Linked DNA regions of Homo sapiens: region 2 is linked to region 1. A link is a contact called in ENCODE Hi-C or POLR2A ChIA-PET data. All regions are on one chromosome and are shown on one strand. The core of a region is the stretch at or near the end of the contact, and the rest is flanking DNA. Distances in the headings are between cores, read along the strand shown.

Region 1 (3,640 bases), core at 816-3,315:
ATGAGCCACTGTGCCCGGCCAATTGATGGCATCTTATAGTCAGTGAAAAATCCTATTTCTTTTTGTAAGCTGACAGCACACTAAACTTGTTTTGTAGTTCTCTAATGGATATCAGCTACATTTTGGCAAACAATGGTTTAAGACAGAAATTGGAAAATTGGCCCTTCCCCTGTTTTTGTACAGTCAGGAAGCCAAGAATGTTTCTTACATTTTTAAGGTATTGTTTTCTTACTTTTTTTTTATTAAGATTTTTTTAAACTTGTACATTTTTAAATTTGGGGGAATAAACATGCAAAAGGAAGCGGGGCGCGGTGGCTCACGCCTGTAATCCCAGCACTTTTGGGAGGCCGAGGTGGGCAGATCACTTGAGCTCAGGAGTTCGAGACCAGCCTGGCCAACATGGTGAAACCCCTTCTCTACTAAAAATACAAAAATTAGCCAGGCATGGTAGCAGATGCCTGTAGTCCCAGCTACTCGGGAGGCTGAGGCAGGAGAATCTCTTGAACCTGGGAGGTGGAGGTTGCAGTGAGCGAAGATCGCACCACTGTGCTCCAGCCTGGGTGACAGAGTGAGACTGTCTCAAAAAAAAAAAAAAGAAAAAAGGAATATTTTGTGATGTGAAAATTATATAACATTCAAAATGTCAGTGTTCACCATAAAGTGTTGTGGAACACAGCCATAATCATTTTTTTAGTGCTGTTGTCCATGGCTGCTTTCACACTTCTATGACACAGTTGAGTACAGTAGTACCCCCTTATCTTTGGGGCATATGTTCCAAGACCCCCGAAGTGGATGCTTGAAACTGCAGATGGAACCAAATTCAATATATACTATATTTTTTCATATATGTACATACCTATGATCAAGCTTAATTTATAAATAGGCACAGTAAGAGGTTAAGCATAACAAAATAATTATAACAATATACTGTAATAAAAGATATGTGAGATAGGGCGTGGTGGCTCATGCCTGTAACCTCAGCACTTTGGGAGGCTGAGGTGGGTGGATCACCTGAGGTCAGGAGTTTGAGACCAGCCTGGCCAACATGGTGAAACCCATCTCTACTAAAAATACAAAAATTATCTGGGCAGAGTGGCGAGCACCTGTAATCTCAGCTACTTGGGAGGCTGAGGCAGGAGAATCACTTGAACCCGGGAGGCGTGGGTTGCAGTGAGCCGAGATCGCACCGTGGCACTCCAGCCTGGGCGGCCAGAGTGAAACTCCGTTTCAAAAAAATAAATTAATAAATTAAATTAAAGGTATGTGAATGCAATCTCTCGCTGACAAAATATCTTTATGTACTGTAGATCTTGGCAACCTTAGCATACGATTTTGTTTTCTTTCCTTATTATGTTAAAAACTTTCCCATTTTCACTTAAAGGAAGCAAGCACTTTACAGCTTCTTTTTGGCATATTTGAATCGCCAGCATTGCTACCCTTGTACTTTGGGGCCATTATTAAGTACCATAAGGGTTAATTGAACACAAGCACTGAGATACCACCAGGACAGTCACTCTGATAACTGCGACCGCTCCTAAGTGACTAAGGTACAGAGAGCGCAGCCAGCCAACAGCATGGGGACTCAGGACAAAGGGAGGATTACCATCCCAGGGCAGGGCTGACTCAAGAGCTTATCACACTACTCAGAAGGGCTGGCGACTTAAAATTTATGTATTGCCTATTTCTGGAATTTTCCAATTAATATTTTGGAACCTCAGGTAACTGAAAGCACAGAAAGGAATACCCTGGATAAGGGAAGACTACTGTAGTTGAAGCAGAGAATTGCAATGCCTAAAATATTTGCCATCTAGTCTTTCACAGAACAAGTTTGCCAGCTCTAGTTTTAGAGGAGCAAAATGAAAGATAGCAAATTTCTCAGCTCACCAGTTCCTAAAGTTGCGAGTGCATCCAGATGATTCAGTGCAGCTCAGTATGTTCCACTCTGGGCCGCAAGGGAAAGCGAAGCTGGAGCTTCCTTGTCTCCACCTCCCGGAGAAATTTGTCCAGAGACCGGCAGCACTGCTTCCGCAGGCGAACAACGCCGCTTGCTCTTCAAAGTCCTTTCTGAGGCCAGATCAGAAGGTCCCACTCCTTTTAAGCCCCTTATAGCCCAATCATTTTTCCAGTCACGTGTCTGAAGCAGTTTATCCTGATTGGATTTTCAGTTGTTGTCCAGCTTGATTGCCAAAAGTTTTCCTCCAATTGCTACTCAAAGGAAAGAATGAGGGTGGGGCTTCAGGGCTGCCTTCCAGGTTGATTGAGCTGGTGATGGGCATCCTCCCTCCTCTCTCTCTTGTTCAGAGTCTACCACTTTCTCTGCAGTGTGCCTGGGCCCTCAGCTATTGGGGATGAGAAGGGATGCGGAGTGGGAGGCAGTCCACATGTCTGTTCCAACAAAGCTCAGAGGTGAGCGAGTTGAAAAGCAGATGTCTTTCCAGTAGGAGCCCCAGGGGACAGGGTGGGTCTCAATCTCACAGCCCTTGAAGACCGAGCTCCCGTAGGAGTTTCCAGGTGTCCAAACAGGGTCCTCACTGTGAGTCTTCAACAGCTTTCTCCAAGCAGCAGCCCACTCCCTTCTTAATCCATTTCCAGGGGTCAAAGGTCTATCCTGGTTCCCTCCCATGCCCTCTCACTTCCTTCCCTCTGTCTCTCCCTCCTCCCTCCTCCTTCACTACCCCCTCCCTGGAACCTTCTCAGCTGAATTTCAGGCCCACCCTTTCACTCTCTTTACAGGCTTTGCAACACAGATTAGAAAGCGGGGGAGGGGGAGCCTCAAGAGTCCCTTGACAGGTAAGAAATATTTATATTTCCACCCCCATTCCAACGCAATGCAATCAAGTCTCAAAATTAAAACGAAAATCATTTGCAAATTAAAATGTTCTAAAGTACCATCTCCTGATAAAACTTTAAAAATACCTTTCTGGGCCGGATGTGGTGACTCACATCTGTAATCCCAGCACTTTTGAAGGCCGAGGCAGCAGATCACATGAGCCCAGTAGTTTGAGACCAGCCTGGCCAACATGGTGAAAACCTGTCTCTTATTCTTTATAAAGTAAAATACAAAAATTTCCTGGGCGTGGCCGTGCGTGCCTGTAATCCCAGGTACTCGGGAGGCTGAGGCAGAATAATCACTTGAACCCAGTAGGCAGAGCCCAAGGTGGTATAAAAGTGTGTGACCCATGGTCTTTATTCTTGTCTAGGGACTGGGGAAAGGCTGCTTGAGGGCATTGCAAGTAGCCAAGAGCATGACCCTGGAAAGGAAGGTGAAATGAGGCCCGCTACTGAGGTACACCTGTAGTCCCAGCTATCAAAGGCTGAGGTGAAAGATCTTTGAGCCCAGGAAATCCAGACAAACCTCAGCAAAATATCAAGACCTCTGTTTCTACAAAAGAAAAAAAATTTTTTTTAATTAGCCAGGCATTGTAGCACGTGCCTGTAGTCCCAGCTACCCGGGAGGCTGAGGTGGGAGGATTGCTTGAACCAGGGAGATCGAGGTTGCAGTGAACTATGATTGCATCACATACTTTAGCCTGGATGGAAGAGAGAGACCTTGTCTCATTCATTCATTCATAAATAAATAAGCAAGCAAAGTGAAATGAAGTGCAAGACTTAGACAGTAAAGTTCTAACAGGGGCCGGGC
Region 2 (3,749 bases), core at 1,046-3,545, 39 kb after region 1:
AATCTCTGGCTCCAAACCTGAGCACCAGTGTTTCCTGGGCTGAACCAGGGGGCAGGAGGAACAACAGACCATGTGGTTGGTCACAAGTGACCCCTGTGGTCAAGGACCCTGACTACGGTCTTGCAGCGACATTTCTGCCTCTGCTCCCGCCTTCCTAGGACGCCTACGCCACTGCCTGGGCCGTCCCCAACCCCCAGCACCTTCAGAGGGGCCGAGTCCCAGAGCATCCACCGCATTACAAATGCGCACCCACCCTGGAGAGCTCCAACCACGAGCACCGCCGCCTCGGTTCAAGGCATCCTTACAGCCACAACTCCTCAACTGGGGCCAATTTTCCGGGGCAGGCGGCCCGGGGTGACCCAAGTGGCGCACATTATTTTCTTTGGTCTTCAACCCATTTCCAGAGAGAAAACAGGGACCCGGGACAGGGGTGGTGCTGGGGGCACAAGCCCAAGGTCACCCTGCGGGGAAGCGGAGGAATCAGGGCTCGAACTTACGTTTTTCCTCAGAGAGTTCACCACACCGCGAAGTTGCTGGAAGGAAAGAACGAGACAATGGCTCAGCTAAGCGCCCTAGCCGCTGCGTGGGGCGGGGGGGGCGGCGGTGGGGACCGGGGGGCTGGGCAGCCTGGTCTGACCAATCCCCGTTTCTCAGTCCTTCCAGGGCAAAATCTCACGAGATCCAGTGAGGTCGCCCAGAGAGTCGAGAGGGGCTTGTTTTCAAAGACTGGGAGGAGGAGGGGCAGTGGGGGAGGGGCAGTGGGGGGAGGAGCAGAGGAGAAGGGAGCAGGAGGAGGGGAAAAGGGGAGAGGAAGTTGGAGAGCAGAGGAGGCTGGGGGTGGGGAGGAGATGGGGGTGGGGAAGGAGGGGAGATGGGGGTGGGGAAGGGGGGGCGGGAGGAGGGTTAGGAATGGGGGAAGGAAGACAGGGTGGGGGAGGGGTGGGCATGGGGGAAGGAAGACAGGGTGGGGGAGGGGTGGGCATGGGGAAAGGGAGACAGGGTGGGGGAGGGGTGGGCATGGGGGAAGGGAGACAGGGTGGGGGAGGGGTGGGCATGCGGGAAGGGAGACAGGGTGGGGAACCGAGAAGAAAGACAGTGGGGGGGGATGGAGGAAGGAACACAGGGTGGGGTGGGGGGTCGGGATGGGGGAAGGGAAACAAAGAGTGGTGGAGGCGTGGGGATTAGGAACGGAGACAGAGGGTGGGGGAGGGGTGGGGTGGGGGAAGGGAGACAGGGTGGGGGAGGGGTGAGGATGGCGGAAGGTAGACAAGGCGGGGGAGGGGTGGGGATGGGGGAAGGGAGACAGAAGGGGGGGAGGGGTGGGGATGGGGGAAGGGAGACAGAAGGCGGGCCAGGGCGGGAATGGGGGAAGGGAAACAGGGTGGGGGTGGGGATGAGAGAAGACAGAGGTTGGGGGAGGGGTGGGGATGTGTAAGAAAAACAAAGGGTTGGGGAGGGGGAGGGAAAAGAGGCAGAGAGTGGGGGAGGGGGTGGGGATGTGGAAAGAAAGTCAGAAGGTGGGGGGTGAGGGGTGGGGATGGGTGAATACGTGATGGCTGCGGCCTTTCCCACCAGACAGTAGGGTGGGGGCAGGGTGGAAAAAGGGGGTGCGGTGGGCGAATGGAGAGGCAGTGGGGAGGCGGGGGGCTGACTGGGAGTGTGGGACGGGGTGTTCTGGGATCACGGAGACGTCCAAGTCTGGACTCTGTCCTGGGTCTGTGCTTCTGGCGACCTCCCTTTTCTTCAGTGGGATGCGGGGTGCAGGGGCCGGTTCCAGGGTCCCCTGAGCTCAAGTTCTCGCCCCACCCCGCCCCGCAAGTCTAGAAAAGATGCCCCTGGCCTTGGCTGGGTAATCTCTGGATTTACCTACTTCTGTAACCCCCCGGGCTGAAGAGACCACCCCCCGGGATTCAATTAACTTACTCTCTGGAGCGCGCGTTCCTCCCTGCTCCCGGGAGTCGGTTTCCCAGAACTTTCTGAGGCCCGCGCATGCTCCCCTCGACTCCCCGTGTTTCCACTCTCCACAGAAATCCACGCATTCACGCCCCTCCCCTCCCCCGAGCCTGCAGAGGACTCCGCCCTGCTTTCCCTACATTCAGGGCTGCTCCTTTTGTCGCCAATACAGACCTGTTGACAGGTCACGCCTGGGAAGCGGGTGGGGTGTCCCGGAGCGGTGCTGAGGCGCTGCAGGCCCGGCTTCTGGCTGCGGGGGAGCTGTACCCTGAAGCCTCGCCGGAACTCGCGTCTGGGGCCAGCAGGGGGCACTAGAGTCAACAGGGACTGTATGCAAAACCCACTTCCTCCCAGGCCCTCTAGGGGGATGGTCAGGCTTCTGCAGAGATGGGGAGGATCCTTTCCTGGTAAGGGGAGAGGGACGGGCTAGGAGCCAAGCGGAAGGACCCCGTGTTCAAGGCCCTTCAAGGGACGGGACAGGCGAGGAATCTCTTTGAGTCTTTTGAATTGTTTTATCAGTCAGGCCTGGGAAGTACTCCGCCTCCACAAACTCTGTTTTCCTGAAAGGGGTCGGGGGGGGGGACCCCAACATCTCCTGCCACAGGCTATGATGGGCATGGTGGCTAAGAGCAACAGGCCGCGTGGTGAGGCTGGCTTTTTGTGGCTCTGCCCTGCCATTCCCCGAGGCATCCCCATGCCAGTGAACAGAGCTGCGGGTTCCCAGCTGCACAGATGAATGCACGAACAAAACATAGGTCCATGCAAAGGAAGTCATTGCATTGATCCAGATTCGACCTGGGATTGTCGCATAAAACAGGGCTGATAAAAACCGTTGTGTTTTCACCTTCGAAACAGAGACTCAGCCTCCCCCTCTCTGCTTGAGGCATTCAGCAAAGGTTCGTCCTTGAGTGGCTGTGGATGCTCAAGGACTTACGATTTCTGACTTTATAAAGTTTAGGGTGAAAACAAAAAACAAAATAAGAAGACCATTGTTTTAAAGTGGCCGTTGTAGCTAATTATCTCAAGAAAGCAAACAGGCTGGTACTGAAAGTTACACAGGCGGGCGGCTCCCTGGGAGGGTTGCCCAGCTCTCCTTTTCTGAGACCTGAGCAGGGAGCAGCCAGAGGAGCTTGAAGGGATGGTGTTCAGGGCATGGGAACAGGCTGCACACATCTTCACGGAGTACGGTGCTTGTCCAGTTTGAGAAGGGAAAGAAACTGGGGCAGAGGGCTGATGAGAAGGCAGCAGATGGATAGTGCGGGATTGAAAAGGGGATCCATTTGAAGACTGGCCACCATTATTTATTTTCATCATCTGATTGCTGTTGCTCCATTGAGATCGATGCGTGGAGAACAAGTTGGGGAGTGGAACAAATGGCAGGGAGGGGAGAGAAGTGAGTGAACATGACCCTGGTCCAGCCTCATAGGACAGAGCGTGGTCATGAAGTCCACAGAGGAGGACAGGTAGGGAGGAATCATGGCATGGCCAGGTTGTAGGGCAAGAGGCAGAGAGGAGAGAGGATTGTGGAGGATGCCTGCGGAGTGCCGACTGTCAGTCGAGGCTGGTCCTTTATTTATTTATTTTTTTTTTTGAGACGGAGTCTCGCTCTTGCCCAGGCTGGAGTGCAGTGGCGCGATCTCGGCTCACTGCAAGCTCCGCCTCCCGGGTTCATGCCATTCTCTCGCCTCAGCCTCCCAAGTAGCTGGGACTACAGGTGCCCGCTACCATGCCTGGCTAATTTTTTTGTTTTTAATAGAGACAGGGTTTCACCGTGTTAGCCAGGATGGTCTTGATCT

What was found. Hi-C counts contacts between places; a loop is a spot of excess contacts on that map. ChIA-PET counts read pairs that join two places held with the same protein, here RNA polymerase II (POLR2A). Pooled maps may share reads with other maps.
Region 2: a loop to region 1 is called in a map of K562, with 4 times the contacts of the local background. The contact joins the promoter of LL22NC03-63E9.3 here to the promoter of ZNF280A in region 1. A Hi-C loop is called at or near these places in 2 of 168 maps with a recorded cell type or tissue (IMR-90 and K562), 1 of 37 single-sample maps with no recorded cell type and 2 of 50 pooled maps. POLR2A ChIA-PET finds 5 or more read pairs at or near these places in 4 of 52 experiments (A549, K562, SK-N-SH and 1 more).

What each region holds. Positions count from the first base shown.
Region 1 is chr22:22,518,205-22,521,844 of GRCh38, forward strand. It overlaps ZNF280A (zinc finger protein 280A), which reads right to left and starts at 2,066. Exons shown (of 2, transcript NM_080740.5): 1 at 1,885-2,066. It also overlaps IGL. RefSeq lists an enhancer at 1,706-2,911.
Region 2 is chr22:22,557,048-22,560,796 of GRCh38, forward strand. It overlaps LL22NC03-63E9.3 (a long non-coding RNA gene), which reads left to right and starts at 2,296. Exons shown (of 3, transcript NR_027426.2): 1 at 2,296-2,360. It overlaps PRAME (PRAME nuclear receptor transcriptional regulator), which reads right to left and starts at 2,218. Exons shown (of 6, transcript NM_206956.3): 1 at 1,924-2,218; 2 at 498-533. It also overlaps IGL. RefSeq lists an enhancer at 2,135-2,429.